Regions from separate parts of the Homo sapiens genome. Here region 1 is linked to region 2. Evidence: read pairs that join two places in POLR2A ChIA-PET (ENCODE). Cell type or tissue: OCI-LY7. All regions are shown on one strand. Links, peaks and the distances in the headings refer to the core of each region. The heading gives the core; the rest is flanking DNA. Region 1 holds the start of THRAP3 (thyroid hormone receptor associated protein 3). Region 2 overlaps STK40 (serine/threonine kinase 40).

Region 1 (15,911 bases), core at 6,528-10,527, 100 kb after region 2:
GGCTGAAGTGCAGTGGCATGATCTTGGGTCACTGCAACCTCTACCTCCCAGGTTCAAGCAATTCTCCGGCCTCAGACTCCCAAGTAGCTGGGATTACAGGCGCCCGCCACAATGCCTGGCTAACTTTTGTATTTTTAGTAGAGAGGGGGTTTCACCATGTTGGCCAGGCTGATCTTGAACTCCTGACCTCAAGTGATCTGCCTGCCTTGGCCTCCCAAAGTGCTGGGATTACAGGCATGAGCCATCGCGCCCAGCCTTTTTTTTTTTTTTTTTTTTGAGATGAAGTTTCACTCCTGCCACCCAGCCTGGAGTGCAGTGGAGCAATTTTGGCTAACTGCAACCTCTGCCTCCTGGGTTCAAGCGATTCTCCTGCCTCAGCCTTCCAAGTAGCTGCGATTACAGGTGCTTGCCAACACGCCCAGCTGATTTTTGTATTTTACGTAGAGACAGGATTTCACCATGCTGGCTAGGATGGTCTTGAACTCCTGACCTCAGATGATCCACCTGCCTCAGCCTCCTGAAGTGTTGGAATTACAGGTATGAGCCACCATGCCCGGCCCCTACCTAGCTGCTTTTTGTTTTGAGATGGAGTTTCACTCTTATTGCCCAAGCTGGAGTGCAATGGCACGCAACCTCCACCTCCCAGGTTCAAGCGATTCTCCTGCCTCAGCCTCCCCAGTATCTGGGATTACAGGGATGCGCCACCACGCCTGGCTAATTTTGTGTTTTTAGTAGAGACAGGGTTTCTCCATGTTGGTCAGGCTGGTCTTGGTCTCCTAACCTCAGGTGATTTGCCCGCCTCGGCCTCCCAAAGTGCTGGGATTACAGCTGTGAGCCACCACACCCAGCATTGTTTTTAAAGAACAGAAACTCAAAGTTATATATATGCATACTCCAGAGCTAAGAGGTTCAGTAAAATTGTCCCCAAATTGTTTACTTTCAGCATAGAGGTAACAGCATTCTCTCTGCATTCTGAACATGTCCATTGTGGGCTGAGAGGTAGAGTTTAATTAGTTAATATGAAAATGGTGATACATAAATGACAAAGGAAATTCGGAAACTCTTCTGTGAAATCTAAGGATGGAAAACTGCATGTACTAGCCGGCCCCGGCAGAAGATGCTGACAAAGATATGAAGAGGCAAGGTAGACTGGTGCAGTGGTAGCTTAAGCCTGTAATCCCAGCACTTTGGGAGGGGGAAGTGGGAGGATCAGTTAAGCTCAGGGGAAGGGAGGGGAAGGAAGACTGGAGTGGGGAGAAGGAAGGAGGAAAAGGAAAGGGGGAAGAAGGAAGGGAAGAAAGGAAGAAAAAGGGCAATGTATACCAGCACTGTCTCTCTACTAGAACTTTCTGAGAATGAAATGTCCTATATCTATGTAGTTCTATATAGCTAGTATGACTGATGAACTAAATTTTTAGAGCTCAACATATACTTAATAGACACTGATCAAGGAGGAAATGGAGAGACATAAAGGTTTGGTTTTTGCGCCCAGTCTGTCATGAAGGTTTTTTTTTTTTTTTCTTTTGAGACTGAGTCTCGCTGTGTCACCCAGGCTGGAGTGCAGGGGCGCGATCTCGGCTCACTGCAACCTCTGCCTCCCAAGTAGCTGGGACTACAGGCACCTGCCACAATGCCCAGCTAATTTTTTTTTTTTATTTTTAGTAGAGACGGGGTTTCACTATGTTGGCCAGGCTGGTCTTGAACTCCTGACCTCACAATCTGCCCACCTCGGCCTCCCAAAGTCCTGGGATTACAGGTGGGAGCAACCACGCCCAGTCCGACATAAAGGTTTTTAAACCAAACAAAAGCATTAATCCTGGACTTTTTTGAAACTCACTGTATTATGTCAATAAACATGACTTTCCTGTCTCCATCTCTTTTCTACCTAGCATTCCACTATATGAATGTACCATAAGCAGTCCCATGGTGGCATATATTTAGGTTGCTATCAGTTTTTCACTTACATAAATAATACTGTAATGATTATTCTTATCTTTAAGGACCTGTCCAATAGGAAATCCTTAAGGTGTGTTCCTTGAAGTACATAGTGTTGTCCTCTAGAAAAGTCTACAGCAATTTATACTGCTACCAGCAGTGTTTGAGAATTTCCCCAAACCTTCACCAACAATAATCATCATATTTTTTTGTCACGGTGGAAATCTCAGGAAGAAAATGGTATCTCAATTTCATCTGTATCTCTCTGGTTTTCATATGAGACTTGTCAGTATTAATAATCTAATTTTCAAAATGGTCAACCAATTTTTCTAGAACCATTTACTGAATAATTACACCATCCTTCACTATCTTAAAATATTGCCTTTTTGGTATCCTTTGTTCTTTCCAACTGCTGTGGGGTTGAGGGTTCTGAGTGTTTCTCATTGTCTTTTCAGACTTAACTTCTTATGACTACTTTCCTTTTCCAAATAGTTACCAAACAATCTATCTTCTTGTTTCCATATACAATAATATTATTATCTATGGTGTCAAAATCTTCACAGAAAAAAGAAAATTATAATGATATTCATGTGCTGAATACCTACCACGTGCCTGTCATTGGGTTAATCATCTAACCATCACAATAACCCCCCCTGCAGCTAGACAGAGATTTCTACCTCCATTTAAAATTGAACAGGCTGGTCATAGTGCCTCACGCCTGTAATCCCAGAACTTTGGGAGGCCAAGGCGGGTGGATCACCTGAGGTCAGGAGTTCGAAACCTGCCTGGCCAACATGGCGAAACCCCGAATCTACTAAAAATACAAAAATTAGCCAGGCGCGGTAGTGGATGCCTGTAATCCCAGCTACTCCGGAGGCTGAGGCAGGAGAATTGCTTGAACCGGGAGGCAGAGGTTGCAGTAAGCCAAGATCGTGCCACTGCACGCCAACCTAGGCGACAGAGCGAGACTCTATCTCAAAAAAAAAAAAAAAAAAAAAAAAAGACTGAAACAGAAATAAAGGAAGAGAAGAGGCAAGCTAGGTTCTACACAATGAATAAGACAAAGCATTCACCATTAACCCAAGAATTAATGTCACCTTCTAAATTTCCAAGGAAAAGATGAATTATCAGAACAGGCTTTTACAATTTAAGTTCTTCTGAAGCAAGATGCTAAATATTAAGCTTTCATAATAAACAAACCCAAGAAGTGCATCCCTATTTCTCCTCCACGGTTCCTCTTTATCTTTACTATTCAGAAATACCTTCATCTAGTACCAAAGGAAAAAATATATATACATACGACATACCATAACAGTAAAAATCTCTTCTATATATCCAAACACTGGCCTGAAGAATGACATTATGAGAAACTTTTACTTTCTACATTTCCTATTTCTGTAATGTCTGAATTTTTTCAACCACCATCTGTCTGTGAGCAGGGGGGAAGAAATGAAGACACCTCCCTGCCCCACCAGGGCTTTCACAAAATGTGTGCTCTGCTTGAATAAACCCTGGGGTAGGGTAGAAGGGTATTAGGGGACTTATCAGTTTTATCTTTTTAAAAATAAAATGTTGGCCGGGTGTGGTGGCTCACATCTGTAATCTCAGGACTTTGGGAAGCTGAGGAAGGAGTTCGAGACCAGCCTGGGCAACATGGTGAAACCCTGTCTCTATAAAACTACAAAAATTAGCCAGGCATGGTGGTGGGCACCTATAGTCCTAGCTACTCAGGAGGCTGAGGTGGGAGGACTCCCTGGGCCCAAGAGGTCCAGGCTGAGGTTAGCCGTGATCACGCCACCATACTCCAGCCTGGGTGACAAAACAAGACCCTATCTCAAAATAAAAAGAAAAAGAAAAAATGAAATGTTAAGCAGAGCCTCAAAGTATAAAATATAAATGCACAACTGTTCTGATTGAAGGAGGAGGACAACTCAGAAAACTATCATTATCACAACCTACTTACTATAGTTACCTGCAGTTCTGCAGAATAGCCTTGATAGAATGGGTTTTGAATACAAATTTTTATTTTATTTTTTATTTTTTTGAGACAGGGTCTCACTTTGTCACCCAGGCTAGAGTGCAGTGGTGCAATCTTGGCTCACCACAGCCTCAACCTCCTGGGTTCAAGCAATCCTCCTGCCTCAGCCCCCTAAGTAGCTGGGACTACAGGCTCATGCCACCACACCGGCTAATTTTTTATTTTATTTTATTTTGTAGAGGTGGGGTTTCATCATGTTGCCCATGCCCAGGCTATGAGCCACTGTGCCCAGCCTTAAATCAACTTTTTTTTTTTTTTGAGATGGAGTCTCACTCTGTCACCCAGGCTGGAAGGCTGGAGTGCAGTCACACGATCTCCGTTCACTGCAAGCTCCCCCTCCCAGGTTCATGCCATTCTCTTGCCTCAGCCTCCCAAGTAGCTGGGACTACAGGCGCCCACCAGCATGCCTGGCTAATTTTTTTATTTTTAGTAGAGACGAGGTTTCACCATGTTAGCCAGGATGGTCTTGATCTCCTGACCTCGTGATCCGCCCATCTCAGCCTCCCAAAGTGCTGGGATTACAGGCGTGAGCCACCACGCCAGGCCAAATCAACTTTTTAATTCACACACAATAAATGTACACATCTTAAGAATACAGTTCGATGGCCAGGTGCAGTGGCTCACGCCTGTAATCCCAGCACTTTGGGAGGCCGAGGGGGCAGATCACCTGAGGTCAGGAGTTCAAGACCATCCTGGCCAACACGGTGAAACCCTGTCCCTACTAAAAACACAAAAATTAGCTGGGCGTGGTGGTATGTGCCTATAATCCCAGCTTCTCAGGAGGCTCAGGCAGTAGAATTGCTTGAATCTGGGAGGTTGCAGTGAGCCGAGACCGCGCCACAGCACTCCAGCCTGGGCAACAGAGTGAGACTGTCTCAAAAAAAAAAAAAAAGATACAGTTCGATGAGTTTTGACAAAACATACTGTGTAACCACCACCACGACCAAAACAGAATATTTCTATCACTCCAGAAAGTACCCTCTTGCCCCTTGGCAATCTACTCACCTACCACTGTACAAATTATTTTCAACTGCTAACTTAACAGAACCTGAGTGAACTAGGACTTGACAATGGGAGCACTTCAGAGAATGCCATCAAGCCAGTTATTTACTTATTCCCATATTAACTCATCCTTTTTTCAATATTTACTATGCCTCTTCTACGTAACTCAATGTCCTAGGTAGTGACTAGATTCAACATTGAATAAAACAAATCCCTCTTACTCTCTAAAGACGTGAAGGATGAAACACGATAGATTAAAAATAAATATCATGTCATATAGTAATAATGTAGGGTTGGGGAGGGAAACAGCAACAGTTTTTGAAGAGGAGTACTATTATAGAGGAGTCAAGAAAGGCCTCTTTCAGGACATTTCCCAATGTAATAGATACATGTGTACAAAGATACATCAAAACTGCCAAAGCCAAGGTGATACAGCAACTCTTTAACACTTAAGTAATAAGAACTTATGAGTATACAAAGCAAGGCTATGTAAAGGGTCATCTTATGCCTGAAACAAGAATTTCTTATATTTAAAAATTTAACTTTTTTCTTTTCGAGATAGGGTCTCCTCTGTTGCCCAGGCTGGAGTATAGTGGTACAACCTCAGCTCACTGCAACCTTTGCCTCCCGGGTTCAAGTAATTCTCCTGCCTCAGCCTCCCAAGTAGCTGAGATTACAGGCGCACACCACCACACCTGCCTAATTTTTCTATTTTTAGTAGAGATGGGTTTCGCCATGTTGGTCAAGCTAGTCTCAAACTCCTGACCTCAAGTGATCCACCCACCTCAGCCTCCCAAAGTGCTGGGATTACAGGCGTGAACCACACCACACCCAGCCACTAAATCTTTTTCTCTATTGGGCAACCCAACACCGGAATCTGACCAATTCCTCAATCACTTTCATATTAAAAGTTTTTTTCTGATAGCCGATAGTCTTTCAAGCCAAAGGAATTAGTCAAGACTCTAGGACATAGTCTTTAGATAAACTGGGACCATCTTCTGTGAAGCCCTGCTATAAAGGAAAGACCCTGAGTAAAGAAACTTCCTCGTTAACTTTACAATACAGTCTCACCTCTATGCATTCCTCTATCAATCCTTTATTCATGCCATCCTTTTTACTAAAATCGAGAAAAAGGAAATTGAGTTGTTAACCTCACATACACACAAAAAAATCACATGGCACTACTGAAAACAATACAATGGACTTCACAGCAGTATATTATTTTAAAAAACAATAGAATAACCTTAGTTGTTATGTCTCAGGACAAGAGCCAAAAGTCTTATTAATGAGACATTCAACAACTCTGCTTGGCCTTCTATCTTCTGAGACAGGCCAAGCTATGCAGTGACAACATTCCAGATGCTATAAAGCAAACCAAGCAGAACAAAAGTGAGTACACTGAACACATACCAGCTAAACAAGGCACCGGCAGGGGTGAGACCAATGCCTCTATGCTCTCCAAAAGTCTGTTTTTCTTCAGTTTGGAAACAAAGTAATTCAGTGTTTTGGGGGTTCCCCCTGCATTGCTTCAACTCCATCTTTCAAAGCTGCCTAAAATCTTTTTTTTTTTAAGAAGAAACAAACGAAGGATATAAGGTACCAAGACAGAAAAAAAAGGTCAATGATAATGTAAGACAGCAAAGTGACTATGAATGGGAGTATCAGAGACCTCTATGATATATCCAGAACAGGTAATAAAAGATGGAAAATAGACAAGTAATAGAAAGGTATAAAATAGTAAATACCAACTAACACTCTGTCCAGGTCAGGGCTACATGTCAGACTGTTGGCAGGGTCTAGGGCAAATTGGAAATGACATGCCCCAACTATAAAAGATGGTTGCTGCAAAACAGAAAAGCAGATCCATGGCTGCCAGATCTGCTTTTTCAAAAGCAGCCTGAATCCACATTTTTACACAAAATCTCCTTTTTAAATGTTGACAACTAATTCAAATGTACAACACTGTATGAGCCAAAGAAAATATATCTGCAGATTGGATTTAGTCCATAAAACTTTTTAGGCAGAGGTTGAAAACATCTGCCTAAATACATGTATTTTCAGTGGTATAACTCAACTCTGTGGCAGAAAGCACATCCTACGCTTCCAAAGAAACACTATTACCTGAAAAATACACTACAAAAGATATGAGTATACATCTGACAAAATAAATCACTGAAGGAAAGCACACTTAAAATGCTCCTTTTCTAGGCCGGGCGCGGTGGCTCCAGCCTGTAATCCCAGCACTTTGGGAGGACGAGGCAGGTGGATCACCTGAGGTCAGGAGTTCAAGACCAACCTGGCCAACTTGGCGAAACCTCATCTCTACTAAAAAATACAAAAAAAATTAGCCAGGGCTGGGCGCGGTGGCTCATGCCTGTAATCCTAGCACTTTGGGAGGCCGAAGCGGGCGGATCACCTGAGGTCAGGAGTTTGAGACCAGCCTGACCAACATGGAGAAACCCCATCTCTACTAAAAATACAAAATTAGCCGGGCATGGTGGCCCATGCCTGTAACCCCAGCTACTCGGGAGGCTGAGGCAGGAGAATCGCTTGAACCCGGGAGGTGGAAGTTGCGGTCAGCTGAGATCGAGCCATTGCACTCCAGCCTGGACAAGAACAAAACTCCGTCTAAAAAAAAAGAAAAAAAATTAACCAGGTGTGGTGATGGGCACCTGTAATCCCAGCGACTCGGGAGGCTGACGCAGGACAATCGCTTGAACCCAGGAGGTGGAGGTTGCAGTGAGCCGAGATGGCACCACTGCACTCCAGCCTAGGCAATAGAGACAGACTCTGTCTCAAAAAAAAAAAAAAAAAAAAAGGCTGGGCGCGATGGCTCACGCCTATAATCCCAGCACTTTGGGAGGCCAAGGTAGGCAGATGACCTGAGGTCAGAAGTTTGAGACCAGCCTGACCAACATGGAGAAACCTCAACTCTACTAAAAATACAAAATTAGCTGGGCATGGTGGTACATGCCTGTAATCCCAGCTTCTCGGGAGGCTGAGGCAGGAGAATCACTTGAACCCAGGAGGCAGAGGTTGCGGTGAGCTGAGATTGCGCCACTGCACTCCAGCCTGGGCAACAAGAGCGAAACTCCATCTCAAAACAAACAAACAAACGAACAAACAAACAAACAAAAAGCTCCATTTCTGGAACACTTAAAATATGTACTGTAAACAAAATTCAAAGAAAGAAAACATTAGAAAATGAATTTTTGTCAAATTGGACTCACCAAATTTCAGCTTCCTCACTATGAGCAAAACCAGCCCCTATCTTCTAGACAAAAAGAAACTAAAATTTCTACAGCACATCATTAAAACATACTACTTATTCTCAAAAAAAAAAAAACAAAAAAAAAACAAAAAAAAAAACTGTAGACCAGACACGGTGGCTCACCGCTATAATCCCAGCACTTTGGGAGGCTGAGGCGGGCAGATCACGAGGTCAGGAGATGGAGACCATCTTGGCTAACACGGTGAAACCCCGTCTCTACTAAAAATACAAAAATTAGCCGGGTGTGGTGGCGGGCACCTGTAGTCCAAGCTACCTGGGAAGCTGAGGCAGGAGAATCACTTGAACCTGGGAGGCTGAGGTTGCAGCAAGCCAAGATCGCACCATTGCACTCCAACCTGGGCAACAGAGCGAGGCTCCATCTCAAAAAATAAAAAAAAATTAGTTCCCTTGAAAAATTAATAAAGTCAATCTTTTAGAAAGGGTACCCATGTCTCTTACTGCCTTGGTAAGCCTTGAGCAATTACCTTTTTCTTCCTTAGAGACAGGGTCTGGCTCTGTCGCCCAGGCTGGAGTGCAGTGCCGCAATCATAGCTCACTAATACCTTGAACTCCTGGGGTCAAGGGATCCTCCCACCTTAGCCTCCCAAAGTGCTGGGATTATAAGCATGAGCCACCATGCCCAGCCTACATTTTTATGGATTATAAAGCTGCATTATATGGTCTAGAACATTGTTTCTTAACTTTTTTGAAACTCTAACGAATATGGTAGAAGGAGAACACATTTTCCTTGAGAAAATGCACCCCTATTCAAAAATATTTTACAGAGTTCATGGGCTCCCTGGAGTCCACCGGCCATAGATTAAGGATGTAATGTCCTGCTGCAGGCTGTGCGTGGTGGCTCACGCCTGTAATCCCAGCACTTTAGAAGGCCGAGCCCGTTGGATCACCTGAGTTCAGGAGTTCAAGACCAACCTGGCCAACATGGCAAAACCCCGTCTCTACTAAAAATACAAAAATTAGGCCAGATGCGCTGGCTCACACCTTTCCCGACACTTTGGGAGGCCAAAACGGTCGGATCAATTGAGGTCAGGAGTTTGAGACCAGCCTGGCCAGCATGGTGAAACCCTGTCTGTCTCTACTAAAAATACAAAAATTAGCTGGACATAGTGGCGGATGCCTATAATTCCAGCTATTTGGGATGCTGAGGCTGGAGAATCGCTTGAACCCTGGAGGCAGAGGTAGCAGTGAGCCGAGACCATGCCATTGCACTCCAGCCTGGGTGACAAGAGAGAAACTCTGTCTCAAGAAAAAAAAATACAAAAATTAGCCAGGCATGGTGGCAGGCGCCTGTAATCCCAGCTACTCAGGAGGCTAAGGCAGGGAGAACTGCTTGAACCTGGAAGACAGAGGTTGCAGTGAGCCAAGATAGTGCCACTGCATTCCAGCCTGGGCAACAGAGGAAGACTCCACCAACAGAAAAAAAAAAAAAAAAAAAGAGGCCACGTGTGGTGGCGGGTGCCTGTAACCCCAGCTACTTGGGAGGCTGAGGCAGGAGAATCGCTTGAACCCAGGAGGCGGTGGATGCAGTGAGCCGAGATCGCACCACCACACTCCAGCCTGGGCAACAGAGCGAGATTCCGTCTCAAAAACAAAAAGAGTGTCCTGCCATGCAGAATATGTTTACTTGTTTCGAATCCAGGTATCACTCTGTTGCCCAGGCTGGCATGCAGTGTCATGATCATGGCTCACTGCAGCCTACAGAGACTATTAAACCTACTTACCCTCCAATCTCTGCTTCTTGCTCTTCCATCTCTATTTTCTTGCTCTGTCAGGTAACTACCATCTTCGGTCTCTTAACTAACATACCTCACAATCCATTTTCCATACTTCTGTGAAATGATTTTAAAACATAAATCACCCCTGAAACCCCTTCCTTCCTCCCTCCATCTGTTGTAGGCTGGGCGCAGTAGCTTATGCCTGTAATCCCAGCACTTTTGGGAGGCCGAGGCAGGCGGATCACCTAAGCGTGGGAGTTTGAGACCAGCCTGACCAACATGGAGAAACACTGTCTCTACTAAAAATACAAAATTAGCCAGGCGTGGTGGCACATCCCTGTAATCCCAGCTACTTGGGAGGCTGAGGCAGGAGAATCGCTTGAACTGGGAGGTGGAGGTTGCAGTGAGCCAAGATCGCGCCACTGCACTCCAGCCTGGGCAACAAGAGCGAAACACCATCTCAAAAAAAAAAAAAGTTGTAAATAATGTTATATATGTATGTGTCTATACATATTAAAGAGAGAGACGGCAATCCTTCCTACCATCAGAAGGCTTCAATGGCTTCCCTAATAACCTTCTCTCTCCAACTCATCTGTAATCACTCTCCAAAGTGTCAAACACAATTGGCCTCCCTTCAGTTCTGAAAGCACACTAAATTCTTCCCATCTTCCAGTTTGTGCACTTACTGTTTCCTCTACCTGGATACCCTCTCCTTGACATCCTACAAATTGGTTTCCTCACTCTCCCCAAAAAGAACTTCACTGACCACCCTTAGGTCTCCCCCTTTTCAGTGTCTATCAGAGTCCTGAACTGGACACCTCTATGTTACTTTTCTCAATTTGTAGTTTATTTGCTTACCTTTTGTGTTCCCCGCCCCCAACAATCCTGTTAAGTTTCCAAAAGACAAGACCTCATCTGTCATCACACCCTAATATATTCACAGGCCCACAACAGAAGCTGGTAAATGACAGGCTCTCAAGTAGTATTTGTTGAATAAATTACCCAATCAACCAGAGTCAAACAGTGAACAGATCTTAGATGTTTATAGAATATGTGTGAAAAAATCCACCAAAACCCTGTATTTGAGAGAATAGCATTAACCAGACTTCCTTGCATTCAGGATGTCAATATGCCCTACAGAAACAGGGTAGCGCCCTAAAATGCTTAGTGGTTAGGACTATCCATTCTAAAAATAATAAATCGTGGCCGGGCGCGGTGGCTTACGCCTGTAATCCCAGCACTTTGGGAGGCCGAGGCAGGTGATCCCCTGAAGTCAGGAGTTCAAGACTAGCCTGGCCAACATGGTGAAACCCCGTCTCTACTACAAATACAAAAATGAGCCAGGCGTGGTGACACACACCTGTAATCCCAGCTACTCAGGAGGCAGAAGCAGGAGAATCGCTTGAACCCAGGAGGCGGAGGTTGCAGTGAGCCGAGATTGTGCCCCTGCACTCCAGCCTGGGTGACAGCGCGAGACTTTGTCTCAAAAAATAATAATAATAATAAATCGTATGTCTGTGTACCCTCCCAGTCATCAACATTTCCCATCTCTGTGCTAATCTCAGAAATATTCCAAGCTTCCTCCCTCCAATTCCTCGGAACAAAATAGATCACTCTTTTTGTAATCCATATTTTGCAGGCTAAACCAAATTTAAAAGTACCTATATATTTGGTATTAAATAAATACACTAAGGTGGTACTACTACTACCATCACCACTGCTAAAATTGAACTGTACCTAGTCTACAAAACTAAAAACATCAGTCTCCAAAATTGGAGATCTTTCTCTGGTGTTAAAACGTTTAAAAAACAAAGAGATGGAATTACACTGGATATAGAGGTTTTTAATCAAATCACTTCTTACAGAAACCTCAACACAACTCTCTTACAAAATGCAATTAAGCCCAAATGGCTGCAGTAAAACTTATCATTAACGTATGAACATTGGCTCACAAAATACATCTCCCGGCAAAGAACAAACTGAGCCCGATTTGCTCCACAAGTTGTTCATGGCAGGAGCCGGTTTTGGCTATTTAACAAGCTTCTAAATCATAATACACACGTCAGACTGTCTAGAATTACAGAACAGACTACAACAGTACTTCCACAAACGAAAAAAGTCAGGGTCATCTGAAACAGAAGAAAAATAACGGTGTGATACACGCCTCATCTCTCTCGGCGCACACTCTAAAAAAAAAACCTATAAATGATGATATTACTTTTTAACAGTGGCTAAGTGATTTTTATTTTATCTCATTTAGTCTCCACAATAACCCTGTAAAGGGGTCACTGTTACTTACTGCTGTTTTAGTGATAAGAAAACTGAGGCAGCTGGAGATGAAGACTCTTGACCTAAGATCAAAAGATAGCAGGGCCAAGATTTAAACCCAAGCCAACTGGTTCAGGATACTTCTGTTATGCTCCCAACAGAAGCTTCACTGCCTCTCTCTTGCCAGGTCCTTCTATACTCTCAGAGGCTTTCCCTTCACCCCAAGTAACAAATTCCCCATAAACACTGTACTGCCACTGATGGCTTCCAACTTCTGTGCACCATTGCTGCTCCCCAGCTTCTGCTGCCATGCTCCACCCCTAAGATTTGTAAAGTCAAAGACAACAGTTGATAAAAGTTGCTTAGGTGCTAAGAGAAGCAAAATAATTCACCTCATATAAGCAGAACTCACGCCGATTGCCACTGGAATGCAAGCCGGCCTCAGCTCCAGCCCAAGAAAAAAGTGAGAACTCTAATATTCCCGTAGGAGACAAATTTGGACTATCCCGTTTTTGGCCACCAGGCTGGAAAGAACGGAAGCGGTACTAACATTTACTGAGTGGCAGCCACATGCGCCCTAGGAGAAGACCGAACCAGGCCAATGGGGACTGGGTGGGGGGAAGGGCACTCGGGAGTTCCGGGAAAAGAAATCCAAATAACGGGGTTCATACGACCAAAACGGGAGGAGTAGGGAGTGGCCGCCCCCAGGCCGACTGCAAGATAAAGCGGCGTAGGAGCTGCTCTGCAGAGAAGGCGACCAAGAGCCTTGGGAGCTAGGCCGGGGCCAGGGGAAGACCTAAAGGGCGGGGAAGGGGAGGAGCCGGAGGGAACGGAGCCCGCTCAGAAGAGGCCAGGGTGTAAGCTGGGGGGAGCGACTCCACGCCAGGCCTTCCCCGAGCCCCTGACCAGCAGCTGGGGAAAAAAGATAAGAGACGAAACCACTAGAGCCGGTTAAGCTGCCCTAACTTCCATCAGAGGCGCTCACTCACCTGGGCCTACCACAGAGATCGCAGCTGCAGCTCGCAACGGAACAACCAGCCCGAACCTCGCCCCCGCCCCACAGCGCGCCCAGCGTCTCCGCTCTCCGACGACGGCGACGGCGTAGACCCGCTGCCTCCTGGGAAATGTAGTCCTACGCCCTCCTCTCCTGGCCGACTTGGCTGCCATCAGAACTACGTTTCCCAAAAGACAAGGCGAGCGTTGGGCCCGCCGCTTTGCGTCACGCGCTCGGTTGTCGGCGGTCACGTGGGTTGCTCGGGGCCGTCCCCTCCCCCCGCCTGGGTGGCCTGGAGATGGAGGAGGGCGGTGGACGGAAGGGGCGGGGGCGTTGCTGACGCCACTGCCCCCACCATTTTGGAACCAGCCTGGAGGGAGAGTCTGAGCCCCACCCACTCCGGGCCAGCTTGCCTTGTTGAAAAGCTTCCGAGTTGGAAGTCGAGTCTCCCTGTTTTTGGTCTCTGCTGCGCTCCCTTCCGCTTTGTGACCTTGAGCAAATTCATCCCTCCTCTCTAAACTTGTTTCCTCCCCTGTGAAATGAGACTTGTAATTTCTACCCCACAGCGATGTTGCCAGGCTCCGACAAAGTAAGGCACAGGAAAGCCTCAAGCACCCTGAAAGCGCAACGCAAATGGAGGGGTTGGTTTGGTTTCGTTTTTTTAATTTTAATTGTGTGACCTCATTCGGAGACCCAGAAACCGCCTCTCCCCAGCCTGCCTTCTGTAACTATGATTTTCTGACTGTCGTCCTGGGAAGTTTGTTAAAATGGGTGCTACTGGGGTATTGAACCAAAAGTTTACCGGGGAGTGTCTCCCTGCAGTCTACATTTTAAACCGATCTCTCGGGTGATTCTTACCCACCTACAAATTTGAGAATCTCTGCGTTTATCAGTTTTGCACAGGCTGGTTTCCTCCGGAATTTCTGCTCTAGTGTCTCTGAACATTTAAGACCCATCTCATAGGTCATCTGTGATGCTTTCAAAGTTGACTAGCTCCTCCCTATGCCTGTGTTCCCACAGTAAGTTTGCATCTTACTCTGTAAGTATCGGGGCCTTCCCCGACAAGACTGTGAGCTCTTTGAGAGCCGAGATCAGTTTTGATGGATTTCTGCACCTCCAGAGAAAAGTAGACACAGTACACATCAATTAATAAAGAAATCTAATGCTCTTCCTAAGAGAAAAGCTGCAAGGCTCAACTCAAGTAGCAGACCACGCCACATCAGCCCTTGCCCTTAGTGGCTTCGGCAGCATTCCTTGCACACGGCTTACTCTTTCTTCCTTCTTTGAGCACTTCTTGTGGTCGACGTACTGCGCAGTGCTTCTTAAAACGTTCTAATTTAATTGATTTTATTTTTATTTATTTATTTATTTATTTATTGAGATTCTCCCTATGTCGCCCAGGCTGGAGGGCAGTGGTGCGATTTTGGGTCACTGCAACATCTGCCTCCCAGGTTCAAGCGATTCTCCTGCCTAAGCCTCCTGAGTAGCTGATTTTACGGGCATATGCCACCACCCGGCTAATTTTTCTACTTTTTGTGGAGACGGGGTTTCGCCACGTTGGCCAAGCTGGTATCAGACTCCTGACCTCAAGTGATCCACCTGCCTCGGCCTTCCAAAGTGCTGGGATTACAGGCGTGAGCCACGGGGCTGAACCAATGTAATTTTAAATTCAAAGATTTTCTGGGTGTCTACTGTATACAATGCCCAGTGTAAAATACTGGGAACACGGTAGTAAACTAGATGGATACCAAAATACATAATTTTGGCTCCCCTTTTAAGAAATACAGGCATAGGCCGGGCGCGGTGGCTCACGCCGGTAATCCCAACGCTTTGGGAGAACCGAGGCGGGCAGCTCACCTGAGGTCAGGAGTTCGTGATCAGCCCAGCCAACATGGCGAAACCCGTTCTCTACTAAAAATACTACAGATTAGCCGGGCGTGGTGGTGGGCACCTGTAATCCCAGCTACTCAGGAGGCTGAGACAGGAGAATCGCTTGAACCCAGGAGGTGGAGGTTGCAGTGAGCCGAGATCATGCCACTGCACTCCAGCCTGGGCGACAGAGCAAGACTCCGTCTCAAAAAAAAAGAAAAGAAAAAAAGAAATACAGGCATATCTCAAATATTGCAGGTTCAGTTCCAGAACACCACAATAAAGCAAAGATTGCAGTAAGGTTAGTCCAAGTTTCCCAGTGCATATTAAAGTTATATAGTATGTTTACATCATACTGTAGTCTATTGTGTGCACTAGTGTTATGACCTAAAATATATATACTTTAATAAAGAATATTACTTAAAAATGCTGTCAGCCTGGCGTGGTGGCTCACACCTGTAATCCCAACACTGGGAGGCCAAGGCGGGTGGATAACCTGAGGTCAGAAGTTTGAGACCAAGGCCAGGCGCAGTGGCTCACGCCTGTAATCCCTGCACTTGGGGAGGGCGAGGCTGGTGAATCACCTGAGGTCAGGAGTTCAAGACCAGCCTGGCCAACATGATGAAACCCTGGTCTCTACTAAAAATACAAAAAATTAGCTGGGCATGCTGGCGGGCACCTGTAATCCCAGCTATTCAGAAAGCTGAGGCAGGAGAATCGCTTGAACCCAGAAGGCAGAGGTTGCGGTGAGCCGAGATCGTGCCACTGCACTCCAGCCTGAGTAACAAGAGCAAAACT
Region 2 (15,911 bases), core at 7,399-11,398:
GGGTCCCTCCAGGCTGCTGCCCGTGCGTGGTCTTTCTCCTCCTTTTCAAAGCAATAGCCGCCGGGTCTGCAAAGCCCTGTCAGACAGACTGGGCCCTTCCAAGGTCAAGCCATGTGTCTGATGACATTCCTGGTGAAGCAAAGGAGAGGAGGATGGGTCAGCCCTCACTGGGTGTCACACACTGAGAGAAGTCCTATTGTAAAGAAACGGAAAAAGTCACAAAAAAGTTTGTATAAAGACATATTTTTGTACTACATGGGGACTCTTCCTGCATGTCAGCAATAAAACTTCCTGATCTGGAACCACTGTGGCCTGCGTCTCCTGCCTTCTTGCCTTCCCTGCCTACATCTCGGCCTCTCCAGCCCCGACCCAGCCCCATCCCTCTCCATCCCAGCTGAGTGGTGCAGGATTCCCAACTGGCTTCCTGCAGCTCTGAGTGTGCCCCCTCCCTGCTCCCCGCAGCCAGCGGGTGGCACCTGGCACCACTGTCTTGGCGGGGGAGGGGAACCTGAAGTGCCCAGCAGTCTCTTGAGACCTGTGCATCTGCCCACTGCCCAAGTGAGAGCTCCCTGCTTGGCTTGGCTCACCCTCTGACCTTGCATGCAGGAGGCAGCGGGGCATCCCAGCACCACAGCAGCTGAAGGGTATTGATCCTCTCTGCTGAACTCCATCTGGGGTAGGGGAGCCTGCTGCCCCAGACAGACTGCCCATGTGCCCATCCAGGGCAGCCAGGGAAGGAGAAGGCCCAGCCAGGCCTCTTCCTGCTCCACCCTCCCCCTCCCTCTCCTCAATAGGAAGCCAAGGGCTTCCTTCCTTCCTTTCTTTCCTTCCTTCCTTTGCTTAAATTTAGACTTTGGGCCGGGCACGGTGGTTCATGCCTGTCATCCTAGCACTTTGGGAGGCCGAAGCGGGTGGATCATGAGGTCAGGAGTTCAAGACCAGCCTGGCCAAGATGGTGAAACCCTGTCTCTACCAAAAATACAAAAATTAGCCAGGCATGGTGGCAGGTGCCTGTAATCCCAGCTATTCAGGAGGCTGGGGCAGAGAATTGCTTGAACCCGGGAGGTGGAGGTTGCAGTGAGCCGAGATCACGCCACTGCACTCCAAGCCTGGGCAATGGAGTGAGACTCCATCTCAAAAAAGAAAAAAAATTTAGACTTTGCAGATTGCACTTCATTCTAGCAATGAAGCTAGAGGTAGGCTGGCCCCTCCCCCGGCACACCACAGCACCCACGCGGACACACTTCTGTGTCCAGGAGCCCATACCCAGGCCACTCAAGGAACAAGATCTGTGCAGGCAGAGCCCCTTCCCAGTCAAGGGTCCACAGACCAAGAGGGGCACCTCCAAGATGTGAGAAGGCTCTGATCCTCTGCAGTGCTTCAGAGCACAGCCCCAGGCCCCTCACTCCTCCACCTCACAGTTCCACACCTGCCCCAGCAGCCAGCTGTCCAAAGATTTTGCCCATTACATTTGGCCCATGCCTTACCCATCCTGGATGCTCTGCTGGGAGGTGCCCCTGCTCCCAGCCCACCAGTGCCACTCTCAGCTCTGGACCTTGTCTCTATGTTCAGCCTCACTCCTGTCCCGCCACCCATTAAGCCTCTGTTCAGGGCACAGATACCTCCTGGACACCTACACGTGTCACTCTTACATTCAGCAAAACACTAGACAGCAAGCGCCCTACAGGCAGGGGCTTCGTTTTGCTCACCCTTACCTCCTCAGCACCTGGGTCTGGGCCTGTACACTCTGGCACTCCTGAACAGTTTGGTGTATTGATCTAAACTGTTTCTTGGCTGTGAGTTGGTCAATTTAACGAAAACAAAAGTGAACTTCTTGGATCGCTGTTCCTCACAGGTTTCACTATGAGCCCTGTGGCAGCAAAGGAAAAAGAAAGTACCAGAAGGATGGGTGGGACCAGTGCGGCCACACTGACCACTCGCGTGCTCCTGAAAGGTCAAACCAAATGAGAACTGCGAAGCTGGCATCCCCTTTGGCCACCCTGGTCTCCAGTGTCCCTGGGAAGAGCCAGGGACACTGGCTGGACCTGTCAAACTAGCAGAAGTGGAAAGGGAGTGAGGAATGGTCTTGGTGGCTGGATTGTTCAGGCTCTGAAGCCAAGTTGGCCTGACTTTCTCTGTCCCTCCGTCCCTCCTTCCCTCCCTCCCTCTCATCCTTCTCTCTCACACCCCATGTCCAATCCACTGCTACTCCTGTTGGCTGGCCCTACCTTCAGAACACGGGCAGAATCTGACCATTTGTCACAGCTCCACTGCAACCACCCTAAGCCTCCATCTCTGGCCTCCTGGTCTCCCACTCTTCCCCTGCCACAGTCCAGGCACCACGTGGTAGCCAGAGTGAGCCTTTAAAAACCTGACTGTGTCCCTCTTCTGTTTACAACCCTCTGATGGCTTACCCTCCATGCAGGAGAAAATCCAAAGGTCTGTGTGGCTTGTAAGGCTCTACACCATGAGTCTGCACACTTGGGTACCTCCCCACCTTCTCAGCCCTTCACCCCTCACTCTATTCCTGCTGCTTGGGCCCCCTGATCCTGAACAAGCCAAGCATGCTTCCACCGCACGGCCTCTGTGTAAGGTTAGCCGAGAGAAAGGATGAGTAGGCTCAAAGTCAGGTAAGCAATTTTTATTCGTCCTGCCAGGCTGCTCCTTGACAGGCAGAGGAGGCAGCCCCACTTACAGACTGCAGCAGGGCTTTACAGGGCGAGGAACTGGGTCGGGGTGTGTGAACCGAGTTGGGGGTGCAGGTGTCTTGACTGCGTCCTGGAGATAGTTTTGCCAGCTTTGGTTAGCAGGTGTTCTGACCGCATCTTGGAACTGTCTGCCAGTTCAGCTGAAGTCTTCTGGACAAACAGTTACTCTCGAAGGGTCAGTTGTGGCGGGGGGTTTGCCTTTAGCCCTGGGGGAGCTATGCGGAGGTCACAAAGGACTGTATTGTAAGACCTTTGCGAAAGGAGGAGAACAGTCTGGTCGGGGTGACCCTAACATTCCAGCTTTTAATAGTTGATAGAAAAGGGGGCGTTGTTCTCATCAGGCTGCTTCTAGCTGAGAGGGAGCGGTGGTTAGGGGGAGAGGCTGGAAGGTAGGGGTTGGTTTGGGTTCTGGCTTTGAAATTGTTGGTATTCTTGGAGTAGCATCATGTCTTGTATGGTTCTGTGGATGAAGGCTCGGATGCGCTTCTGTAAAAACTGGGTAAAGAGACCGGGCGCCGTGGCTCACGCCTGTAATCCCAACACTTTGGGAGGCCGAGGCAGGTGGATCACGAGGTCAGGAGATCGAGACCATCCTGGCTAACGCGGTGAAGCCCCGTCTCTACTAAATATACAAAAAATTAGCCAGACATAGTGGCGGGCACCTGTAGTCCCAGCTACCTGGGAGGCTGAGGCAGGAGAATGGTGTGAACCCAGGAGGCGGAGCTTGCAGTGGGCAGAGATTGCGCCACTGCACTCCAGCCTGGGTGCCAGAGCGAGACTCTGCCTCAAAAAAATAAAATAAAATAAAATAAATAAAAAATTAAGAAAACACTGGGTAAAGAGACATAAGAGGCAGGACCCAAAGATTAGAAGGAGAATGATTATGACAGGTCCAAGGAGTGGGAGTAGCCAGGAGGCCCAGGAGCTGAAGGGCCATAGGGGCCAGGAGGGCCAGGGGGAAGAACTGTTTTCCCTGATTTTTGAGCCCGGTCCTTTAATTTTTTAACTGCATCTTGAACCAGGCCTGACTGAAATAGAAGCAGCATTCTTCATCTAGGAAGACGCAGATACCTCCTTTTTCTGCGGTAAGTAAATCGAGGCCCCTGCGGCTTTGAAGACCTACTGCGGCTAGGGAGTCTAGTTGGGCCTGGAGGGTTGATACAGTGGATGCTAGGTCATCAGTGTTATCAGAGAGGTCCTTGGATAGGGATTTGTAGTAATAGGTAGAGGTTGCAATTCCTGCGACTCTAGTTCTTGCAGCTGCCATAATGCCTAACCCTATTAGCAGGGGTATAAGCTGTATGGCTCAGCGTCTGCGGGATAATGTTTGAATTTGGAAGGGTAAGGGTCTATCCCCAGGGGCTATGTCTATTTTTGGACTAAGGAAGACTAGCGTGCAGGTTCCTGTCCAGTTAGTGGGTAAGCAGAGCTAGGTGGAAGTGCCACAGAGAAAGAATATGCCCTGGCTAGGAAGGCAAAATTGGAGGTCTTTGGCAAAGAGGGGCTTTAGGATCTTGTTTTCTGATCGCCAAGCGGAGAGAGAGGAAGACAGGGCCGCCCCGGTGAGTGGTTGGAAGGGATGGGTTGAGGTTAGTTGGCTAGCCCTACTGTTTTGTTTTCCCAGTGTAGGAGGAAATATTATGTGTCCACTAAAAGTTTTTCCCCAGTGGGGGCTCTGGCTACCTGAGTTGTGGACAGTTGGAGGCTGGGCGGGGGCTAGGGCATGGAGTCCATCCTGCAATTATCATACAGGGTTTGTGTGGATTGATGCAGAAACCTGAGTTTATTGTGTTGAGATTAGTGGTTTGTATTTTTGGGGGACCAGAAATTTTGAGTATTTGAGTGGGATTGTATACTGTTAGCGGCTGGATACCAGCAGGTGGGCTGAGTTGTAGGGTGTAGTTACATGAGCCGGTGGGGAGAGTGCCTAAAGGGGTTCCTGAGGGAAGGTCGTGCTGTATACAAAGGGGTGCCTGTTGGTCTAATTTGGCATCAGATGTAAGTGTCCCTAAGATAAGTTTGCTCCTGGAGGTGTAGCGGGTGAGGTTGGTTTTATAACTTTTAAGTGCATTTACCCCTCCGAAGCTTCGATAGTGAGGATGGAGTGTCAGGTTGGTAAGGGTCCAATCTTTAAGTGGGACCAGGAAGGCAATTTTTGATGTGGTTTCTGAGGAATGGACACAAAACCAGCAGTTACGTGCGAGGTCAGGATTGGTTTGATTAAGTATTGTGTGTGCCTGTTGGATGGTTCGTTGTAGATGGAGTCGTAGTGAGGAGGAGAAGGGAAGGAGGAGTAAGCAGGCAAAGGATAAGAGTGAAGGTGAAGAAATTGGTCTCACCTGGGCTAAACTCACGAATAGGGCTCTTTGGAAGGTGAGATCAGTTACCCAGTTAAGGAGTGCTGTGAGGGTGGGTTGTTCTGGGTAAGAAAGAGAGTGAAGTGGCAAGACAGGGCAAAGGCAGGACATTTAGGAGGGGCAGTCACTTATTAGTGGCCTTTATTCTGCTATGAGGAGGATTATGAAGCTAGAGTTCCACCCTGGGGGTGTTACAGTATCTCTTCCTACGGCAAAGAGCAGAGTAAGTAAGGCAACTCCTATAAGGGCAGTGCAGTAAATGATTCCCATTAATGAGGGTTTCGATATTTAACAGTAAGGGGTGGTAACTTATCTGTTATGTTTCTTGGCGGAGGGGGTGGGTTGGCGTCTTCTGGGATGGGTGTAAGGCTGAGTCAGGTTGGTCCAAGGAGGGTGCTGGAGTATTTACAGGGAACAGCTGGTTACAGTATTTACAGGGAACAGTCGGTGGCAGGTCAGTTGCAGGAGCCCTTTTTAACCTGGAAAGATGGTACCAAGAGTTACGTCCTGACAGCTTGGCTGCAGTGGGGGTAGTGAGAAGAACTTGGAAAGGGCCTTCCCACTTTGGTTTAAAGTTTGTTGGAGTGACGGTTTTTAGGAAGTATACTCTCCTGGGAGGAGAGTTTGGTCGGCGGGACCTTGGTGGGGTTTTGGGAGGGCCTGGTCAGCTTGCTCGCGGAAGAGATGACGGATGAGGGAGAGTATTGGGAGGTGAGAGTTAGTGGGGGTATGTTTTGTAAGAGGAAAGGGTGTCCATACATTACTTGAAAGGGACTGAGGAAGGAGGGGGCTTTTGGACTGGCTCTGATGCGGGCCAGTGCTATGGGTAAAAGGGAGGTCCGTGGTTTTTTGACTTCAAGAGTGAGTTATTTTGGTTAACTGAGTCTTGAGAATTCCATTTGCCCTTTCGACTTTTCTGGATGACTGGGTTCGGTATGGGATATGGAGGCGCCACTGGATCCCAAGGGACTGGGAGACTTGTTGGGTGATTTGGGAGATAAAGCTAGGGCCATTGTCTGATTGTATGGACCGAGAGAGACCAAGTCTAGGGATGATTTCTGTTATAAGAATTTGAGAGACTTCTGCAGCTTTTTTCGACGGGGTAGGAAATGCTTCTACCCAATCTGAGAAGGTGTCCATGAGGCTAAGAAGATATTTGGGTTTTTTTTGACGGGAGGCATGTGGGTGAAGTCCACTTGCCAGTCCTCCCCTAGAAGTGTTCCTCTGAGCTGATGTGTAGGGATGGAGGGAGAGCGGAAGGCCCCTTGGGAGGAAGTAACAGAGCATATAGGACAGTTTGAGGTTATGTCTCTTAGTGAGGTGAATATACGGGGGGAGGAGAAATAAGGGCGAAAGAGCAGGTACAGGGGGTGCGCACCAATATGGAAGGATTGGTGAAGAGATGTCAGAATTAGGCCGGGCGCGGTGGCTCACGCGGGTAATCCCAGCACTTTGGGAGGCTGAGGCGGGCGGATCACGAGGTCAGGAGATCGAGACCATCCTGGTTAACATGGTGAAACCCGGTCTCTACTAAAAATACAAAAAATTAGCCGAGTGTGGTGGCGGGTGCTTGTGGTCTCAGCTACTTGGCAGGCTGAGGCGGGAGAATGGCGTGAACCTGGGAGGCAGAGGTTGCAGTGAGCCGAGATCGCACCACTGCACTCCAGCCTGGGCGACACAGCAAGACTCCGTCTAAAAAAAAAAAAAAAAAAGTCAGAATTTCCTTGGTCTCCTCTTGGGGGAGGACGAACTCTTGATTTTTGATTAATCCTCTTGAAGGGAGGCTCCTTGCTGTAGTAGTGAAGCCTTTTCGGTGGGAGAGTACTTGGGTTGGGTTGGATTGCTGGGGTAACAAGGAGGAGGGGGGCAGGGACAGAAGAAAGGGAGTCTTCTTTTCCTGCCTTATCGGCCTTTCTGTTATTTCTTGAGATTTCATCTGATCCTGTTTGATGTCCTCAAAAGTGCATAACTCCTGCTTTAGTTGGGAGGTGTGAGGCCTGAAGAAGTTGGTAAATAAGGGGGCCGTTAGTGATGGGGGTTCCTTGGGCAGTAAGGAATCCTCTCTCTTGCCAGATGGCGGCATGAGAATGGAGGATGTGATAGGCATATTTGGAGTCTGTGTAAATGTTGACTCATTTGCCTTTGGAGAGGGTAAGGGGTCTGGTGAGAGCTATGAGATCTGCTTTTTGGGAGGAGGTTCCTAGGGGTAGGGGCTTAGCCTCAATTACTTGGTTTAAGGTAACTACTGCATACCTAGCAATTTTGGGAGAGCCGGTGGCTCCGGAAGAGGAGCCATCTGGGTATAGTTGGTCATTATATTGACCAATAGTTGGTCAATAGGAGGCTCAGAGGAGATGTTAGGGAAGTGTGGTTGCAGGTGGTCTAGAATTTCAGTACAGGAGTGGGAAGGAGGCAAGGAAGATAATGGAATTAGAGATGCGGGGTTAAAGGGGGGAACTTTTGGCAGGACAGAACTCGGGGTTGTCAAGAAATAGGGCATGAAAAAGCTGGATGTGGGACGGGGGAGAATGCTTAATGCTTGGGAGGAAAGGAGGTCTTATAGATTATGTGGACTGTGGATGGTGGTATCTTGACCGAATGTTAGCTTTTTACTTTCTATGGCCAGGGTGGCAGCTGCCGCTAGAGCTCTGAGGCAGGTTGGCCATCCTCAAATGGTATTGTCCAGCTGTTTGGAAAGCTAGGCTATGGGGGCAAAAGATGGAGGACTTCGTTCTGGTTGGCCAAGTATGCCAAGGGCTATTCCTTGGCTTTCAGTTGTGTAGAGGGTGAAGGGCTGGGAAATATCAGGCAAACATAGGGCTGGAGCGATTATAAGGGCGGTTTTAAGTTTGTGGAAGCTAGGGGCTATGTTGTCGTAGGGATTTAGGTGCTCCTTTAGGGGGCCTTTGGCTGCTTCATAGAGGGGGTGAGCTAAGAGGGCAAAGTTGAGGATCCATATTCTGAAAAAGCCTGCTAGCCCTCGGAAGGAAAGAATTTCACTTTTTGAGGAACATGGAGATAGGTTGCCCATTAAGGCTGCTCATGCTGGGGTCATGGCTTGGGACCCGGTAGAGAGTTGAACTTCTAGGTAGGTCACACTAGGGGTGGAAAGCTGTGCTTTGGATGGGGACACTCTATAGCCTTTAACAGCAAGAAAATTGAGAAAGGTGGCAGTGTGGACATGGGAGTCTTTTAGGGAGCAGCTGCAGAGAAGGAGGTCATCTACATACTGGAGAAGGAGGCTGGGGGATAGGTTTAACGAGGCAAGGTCTTGGGGTAGGGCTTGCCCAAAGAAATGGGGGCTATCCTTGAAGCCTTGCTTGAAGATCATTAGCATGTGCCTGAGATGTGAGCCACACTTTTTCCTTCTCTTCTGGGAAGATAGTGGAAGAGAGGACAATATAGAGATCATGCCAAGTGAGTTCTTAAGATTGGGTAAGGTATTTGAAGTCTTTAATATAAGTGTCGGGATTGGAGGAAAACGACCCGAGATGTTTTTCAATTTGGGAAAGGTCAGAGAGGGAGAAGGGAACGTGGACACGAATGATTCCTTCAACTCTGGCAACCTCTCGGAGGGGAAGTATGGAGACTGGTTGTTGGACGTGCTCAGTTCGAGAGCGGGTATGAGGTGGAGAGATGGGGAGGAATCAGATTCAGAAGCTGGGTGGTTAGAGAGGGGAGGGGAAAGAGATAAGGCAGGAGCGGGAGTGTATGGTGGAGGATCGTGATGATCTGATGGAGGATTATGATGTTGCCAGGGAGGTGGAAAGCCGGCGGGGTCAAAGGAGGAGTTGTCGCTTGCTGTGAAGGGGGGGTCTGCTGAGAGTAAATTGGGCTTAGAGCGGGTGAGGAGGATTTGGAAATCGGAGAAGGATTGGCAAAGTGAAGAGCGGTTACAGAGGGTGACGAAAGCCTGAACATAAGGAATTTCAGACCATTTTCCATCGCAATGGCAAAAATTGTCTAAGTCCCTGAGTATATTGAAATAGAAAGTACCATTTTCAAGCCACTGGGAGCCTATGTCTAATTTATATTGTGGCCAAGCCGTATCACAATAGAAAATAAGCCTCTTGGGACAAACTTTTGCACAAAAACTGAGAGTCTCAAGGTTGCACAAGTGACCCCAGGGGGGTTGCTTTAGACAGAGTAGATTGATAGGCTCCCATGGTGAATGGAGGAGATGGTTGAGGAAGGAGAGAGACTGCCGGTGGCAAGGACCGGGGGAGAGGACGTCCCCAGTCCTGTGGGCCTTGTTTAGTATACAGAAGGCAACCACCCAGTCAGGCGTCCCTGAAACAGAGGAGTCGGAGGCCTAGAGGCCGGAGGGAGCCCTTGGCCCAGCACTGGGTCTTTTGGGAAGACAGAGACGGTCAAGGGTCCCGGGTAGATGGCAAGGGTCTCTCTTACTCACCCCTTTGCAGACTATAGTGATGGATGAAGTCACCAACAATGGGAGGGTCCCAGAAGTCCTCTGGGTCTTTGGCAGGTTTGGGAAGGGGGAGTTCAGCCAAGGGAAGTGGGGGTGGTGGTTAGGAAAGAGAGAGAAAGGGAGGCCGAACTCTACCACCTTCCTGGGTTTTGGCACCAAAATAAAAGGTTAGCCAAGAGAAACGACGAGTAGACCCAAAGACAGGCAAGCAATTTTTATTTGTCCTGCCAGGCTGTTCCTTGACAGGCAGAGGAGGCAGCCTTGCTTACAGACTGCAGCAGGGCTTTACAGGGCGAGGAACTGGGTCGGGGTGTGTGAACCGAGTTGGGGGTGCAGGTGTCTTGACTGCATCCTGGTGATGTTTTTGCCAGCTTTGGTTAGCAGGTGTTCTGACCGCATCCTGGAACTGTTTGCCAGTTCAGCTGAAGTCTTCTGGACAAACAGTTACTGGAAGGGTCAGTGCAGGGCGGCAGTGGGGGTTGCCTTTAGCCCTGGGGGAGCTGTGCGGAGGTCACAAAGGACTGTATTGTAAGACCTATGCGAAAGGAGGGGAACTGGTCGGGGTGACCCTAACACTCTGCACTGGTTATTCTTTCTCGAAGGCTCTTCTCCCAGGTATTTCCATGACTCCCTGCCTCATTCAGGTGTCTGCTCAGAATACCACCTCCTCAGAGAGGCCTTCCCTCACCTGTCCACCTGGACTTCTCTAACCCCTTACTCATTTTTTTTTTCATTGTGTTCATCACAACCTGACATATATCCAATTATTGATCATGCCCGTCTCCCCTGTTCAAACGCTGAGCTCCATGAATAAGGGCGGGAATCTTTCCTGTTGTGGCCACTGTGGGGGAAGGGATGAGGGGACTGGTCATCACAATGACTGGCAGTTACAAGGGTGGCGCCAGGGACTCCAGACAGCCCTGGAAGGAAGGCAGATTCTACATCCTGCACAACATAAGTGAAAGGCTTGTTTTTCATTACCAGAGCCAAGGCTCTAACTCCATTTTGCATATAAACACAAAGAGTGTATGCATTCTACTATACATTGAATTTTCCAGGAATGCAACTACTGTGTAAAGAGAAGGAAACGTGCACTTCATTGTGTTCAGAACTTTACCAAATTCATCGTTTCAGACGTTGACACCACCACACCCGAGCATCAGTCTGTACACAGAGCTGTGACCTCCCCAGCAACTGGGCACTTCACAAACACATTATCATTACCTTTTATTTCTTATATATTAATAAGGACAAAAAAACCATTGGATGATTTTTAATTAGATGTAAAGGCTGGCATATTAGCCATAAATTTCATTTCAGGAGCATAAAGGGAGCAACAGCAAGCATTATGAAAAGGCAGCTTTGGGTCTGAGGGGTGGAGAATGATGGCCTAGAGTTGCCCCATGGAAAGCGGTGGGGAGCATGGGCTCTGCAGTCCAGTCCAGGCCACTACTTGCAGCCATGTGACTCCACAGGCACTGCTTAACCTCGCTGAGCCTCACTTCCTTCTTGGCAAATGTGAGCCACGCTACAAACTGCACAGGGTTCCTGGGAAGACTGAAGGGCGGAGTGTGCATAGCATTTGGCAGAGTGCCAGGTGCCAGAAAGGGTACTCAATGTCCCTATTATTGTTTTCTTGTTGTTGCTGTTGTTTTGTTTGTTTTGAGACAGGGTCTTCCTCTGTCATCCAGGCTGGAGTACAGTGGCACGATCACGGCTCACCATAGCCTTGATCTCCTGGGCTCAAGCGATCCTCCCACCTTAGCCTCCTGAGTAGCAGGAACTATAGGTGTGTGCTACCGTGTCCAGCTAATTTTTGTAGTTTTCTGTAGAAATGGGGTTTCGCCATGTTGCCCAGGCTGGTCTCAAACTCCTGGACTTCAGTGATCTGCACACCTCGGCCTCCCAAAGTGCTGGGATTACAGACGTGAGCCACCACACTGGGCCTATGATTGTCCATTTAGCAAATTTTTGCCAGTACCCTCTTTCCAGCAGCTGTCCCAGGTGCTGGGGTCATGGGGACACTCAAAGGACTCAGGAGGCCCCCGGTGAGTCTCCCTCTTCCCTCCATCCAAGACCTATCCCCGTGGTAGGGTGAGGCCCATGTCAACGGCAGAATAGCCAGGGCAAGCCTTCAGTTTGGCCACTGGGGCCGGGAGCAGAGCTGTGCTTGGGTTTGCACTGGGTCCTGAATATGCCAGCACTCACAAGTCCCCTCCCATAGGCTCTGGATCTCTCGGCCCCCCAACCTTCCATCAAGGCCTGTCCTTCCTGTGTTTCATCTTAGCAGTACTCTCCGTGCTTTCCAAGGTGACAAATCTCTAGTCTCACAGGCAGATAGGAGGGCAGAGAAGCAGTCAACAAGCAGGCAGGTGAGCAGACAGCAGATAAGTCCTGGGCAGATAGGCAGCGAGGAGGTAGGGAGGAGATGGGCAGGTGGATAGTTGGGATGAGGGCCAGAACAGCAGGTGACACACGTGCAGAGATCCGAAGCGGGTGGCTGGGCTGACCCACGGACAGGCTGGTGGGCTGGGGAGCAGCAGGCAGTCAAGCAGCTAGGCAGGGGGTGGGGAGGGCATGTGGACCATGGGGACAGCCACATTGGCCAAAGGTTTCAGGGACCTTCCCCAGGGCCTCCAGGAGCAGTGCTTCTCAAAACCCTCCAGGGCAAGGCTGCCGCTTCTCCCACCTGGCCTGGCTTGGCCACGGCAAGCCCCTGGAGAAGACAGCACTCTGGTTAATGTGCGTCCCTCTCTCTGAAGCAACCAGCAACCATCATCTCAACCCTCATCCTGCTCCACTAGGGCTGAGTCATACCTGACCCACTCCAAACACATATGTCACATACCAACCCAGACACAAACATACTTTTGCCTGCAGGCAGAGATACAGAGAGCTGCGTAGCACAGAGGTGCATGGAAACAGCTTGACAGAAACAGATCCAAAATTTTAGACTGCACATAGAGGAGCACACATGTGGACTCTCACAGACACAGGTCTGTGCCACATGAACTGAGGCACTGAGGCACACAACACACGTAGTCATACAAGCACACTGTAGCACACACCGATATTCCCGTGGATGGCAGGCATTAAACATGCTCATGCACTCCCAGCAATGCTGCACATAAATAAGCTACCTGTGCAAACAGTCACTGACATACACCCCTTGAAGAAACAGGAATACAACCCACAGAAACTCAATATTGCTGATGGTCTTCAAATCTCGGCCAAGGCAGTGGGCAAATTCTGGCCTCATCTTCACCTCTCAGCCCAATCACACATGGCTGATCACATCCCTGTTCTGGCCTGGTTCTCCTTGCTGACTTCACCTCCAGGAGACCCCTCAATGGGCTCGAGCTTCAGACCCTTCTCTCTCTGCCCCCTTACCCCAGATGTTCGGTCTCATCCACTTCTGGGGTGGTAAATCCATCTTATGTGGTAAGGACTCTCAAATATCATTTTCAGCCAGATTCCTGGGGGTTCTACTTGCATTGCCAACACCTGCACCTGGATATCTAATGGACATTTCAAGTCTAACCTATCTACAGTGAAACTGACTACCCCCAAACCTGCTTCCCCACATGGGCTTTCCTCAGGTGCCCCAGCCCAGTATGAAAGTGTTCTAAACTCCTCTCTCCCTCACATTCAAGTCCAGTGCAGGAACTCCCTTCAGAACACCACCTGAGTCTGAGCCCTCTCGCCTCTCCACCGGCCCCGCCCTCACTGGCTTGGACAGCTGCCAGCCTACTCACCACCCTCCCTGCTCCCCTTCTTGCCCACAGTGGCCCACCCTACACTGAGCCACCACAGGGATCTTTCCAAAATGTGTCACAGGGCCATGACACTCCCCTGCTCAACGCTCCAGGAGCTCCCCACCACACTTACATTAAAAACCAAGCTCCTGGCCGGGCACGGTGGCTCACACCTGTAATTCCAGCACTTTGGAGGCCAAGGTGGGCAGATCACCTGAGGTCAGAAGTTCGAGACCAGCCTGACCAACATGGAGAAACCCCATCTCTACTAAAAATACAAAATTAGCAGGGTGTGGTTGTGCATGCCTGTAATCCCAGCTACTCGGGAGGCTGAGGCAGGAGAATCACTCGAATCCGGGAGACAGAGGTTGCAGTGAGCAGAGATCGCGCCTTTGTACTCCAGCCTGGGCAACAAGAGTGAAACTCCGTCTCAAAAAAAAAAAAAAGAAAGAAAGAAAGAAAAAGCTCATCAACAAGGCCATCGAGTCCCTGCACGGGCAGCCCCTGCCACTCTCCCCTGCACCCACACACCATCTGCGTGGCTTTCTTCCCTTGGAGGGAGGTATCCCAAGCATGTTCTTACTCCTGCCCAGACACTCTCCCCAGATCCTGGCACAGCTGCCTCCTCCTTAGGATTCAGGTCTCACTGTGGATGTCCCTGTGAGAGCCACTCCCAGGTGTTGTCCATCGCATTACCCTATCCTGTCATGCCCCCCAGCACTTAGAAGCATCTGAGATTATCTTCTATTGTTTCTCCAATTTAGTGTCAGCTCCATGAGGGCAAGGATTTGTGTCTGTTCTGTTTATTGTTAAATCCCCATTAAAACTATTCCTCAGGGCTGGGCGCGGTGGCTCACGCCCGTAATCCCTGCACTTTGGGAGGTCAAGGCAGGTGGATCACGAGGTCAGCAGATCGAGACCATCCTGGCTAACATGGTGAAACCCGGTCTCTACTAAAAATACAAAAAATTAGCCAGGCGTGGTGGCAGGCGCCTGTAGTCCCAGCTACTTGGGAAGCTGAGGCAGGAGAATGGCATGAACCTGGGAGGCAGAGCTTGCAGTGAGCCGAGATCGCGCCACTGCACTCCAGCCTGGGTGACAGAGCGAGACTCCGTCTCAAAAACAAAAACAAACAACAAAAAAAAAACTGTCCCTCAGTATTCTCAGGGGATTGGCTCCATGACCTCCCTCCCATAGACACCAAAATCCAAGGATCCTCAAGTCCTTGATGTAAAATAAATTGGTTCAGTATTTGCATTTAACCTATACACATCCTCCTGTATACTTTAAATCATCTCTTGATTACTTATAATATCTAATATAATGTAACCGCTATGAAAATACACTATTGGCCGGCATGATGGCTCACACTTGTAATCCCAGCACTTTGGGAGGCTGAGGTGGGTGGATCACTTGAGCCCAGGAGTTCAAGACCAGCCTGGGCAACATGGCAAAACCCCATCTCTACAAAAATTAGCCAGGCATGGTGGTGCACGCCTGTGGTCCCTCCCAGCTACTTGGGAGAATGAGATGGGAGGCTCACTTGAGCCCAGGAGGTAAAGGTTGTGAATGAGCTGAGATAGCACCTCTGTACTCCAGCCTGGGTGACAGAGTGAGACCCTGTCTCAAAGAAAAAAAATTAAATATATCTATTGTTTAGGAAATAATGATAAGAAAAAAAGTCTGTACATGTTCAGCACAGATGCAATTTTGGTTTTGAATATTTTTGATGCAAAGTTGGTTAAACCCACAGATGCTGTGGACTAGACTAGGAAGTGCTAGGCATACACAGTATTTGTTGACTAGTGGCTGCACAGATTTATATACAGACATACCCGCCCCCACAACAATACTCAAATACATCACATTAATAGACAAATATACAGATGTGGGCAAAAATACCTGCCCGCACATTCACAGAACACACTAAACAGTCACAAAGACACCCAGGAGTCCCTTTTCCATCCCCATAGGAGTCAGTCCTAGTCCTCCCCCATCTAGATCTGCCCTCTACTTGAACCCAGTCTCGGGACTGGGGGAGTAGGGGTCTGCAGCCCGGACAGGGAGAGGGTCGCTGGCCCACAGGCCTCAGGCAGCGCCTTCAGCTATGTCTGCAATTTCCTCTCCCCCTTTCCTCCTCCTCTCTAAGGCTCCCGCCAAGGCGGCCTCCCCCTCATTCTAGCTCCAGCAAGGGAGGGGAGGTCCATGATGGGGGGGCCCCGTGGAGACAGGGCAGAAGGAAGCCCCCCGCCACACACACTGATCACACACCACATTGCATGCACAAGCCCAGGTGGGAAATGCGTGTGTGAGCACAGGCAGGTTTAGCCTTGGGGTGGGGGACGGGATGGGGTGGGATCTGCCACAAGCCGCCACAAGCTGCTTGGTGCACAAGAGCGCAGGAGCTCGCAGGCACAGAGGCCCCACGCTGGGGTCTGCGAGACTGCTGGCCGGGCCCTGGCTCAAAGCTGGAGTCCAACAATCATTAACCCTGCGTGACTAGACCAGAGCTCGGCCAGGGGACACATTCAAGCCTGGGCCCTGGAAGGAGGGGTGGACAGTCCCCTCCCTTCCAGTCCAGCATGGGTCTGGGGAAGAGAAGCAGCTTTGCCTGGAAGGGGCCTCCTAGGAGGGGGAGCGGTGGTTTCTAGCTCAGGCTTTA

What was found. ChIA-PET counts read pairs that join two places held together with the same protein. Peaks named below come from ENCODE experiments on the same cell type or tissue, not always from the same donor. Only the 100,000 strongest peaks of a DNase experiment are listed, where the experiment ranks them.
Region 1: POLR2A ChIA-PET joins it to region 2 with 5 read pairs; 10 of 35 experiments call an interaction of 5 or more read pairs at or near these places.

Annotation. Positions count from the first base shown.
Region 1 is chr1:36,221,834-36,237,744 of GRCh38, reverse strand. It overlaps THRAP3 (thyroid hormone receptor associated protein 3), which reads right to left and starts at 13,302. Exons shown (of 12, transcript NM_005119.4): 1 at 13,240-13,302. RefSeq lists enhancers at 12,856-13,384, 13,216-13,425, 13,385-13,912, 13,826-14,125, 14,336-14,505 and a silencer at 13,556-13,675. In OCI-LY7, for the core only: no CTCF peak of the experiment used is centred there; no DNase peak of the experiment used is centred there; H3K4me3 peaks cover 1 bases.
Region 2 is chr1:36,324,019-36,339,929 of GRCh38, reverse strand. It overlaps STK40 (serine/threonine kinase 40), which reads left to right. Exons shown (of 11, transcript NM_001282547.2): 11 at 1-302. It also overlaps a transcript of SH3D21 not described here and a transcript of EVA1B not described here. Among named protein-coding and RNA genes, the nearest start is that of EVA1B, 8.3 kb to the right of the region's middle. In OCI-LY7, for the core only: no CTCF peak of the experiment used is centred there; a DNase peak (open chromatin) is centred at 9,869; H3K4me3 peaks cover 1,295 bases; H3K27ac peaks cover 1,283 bases.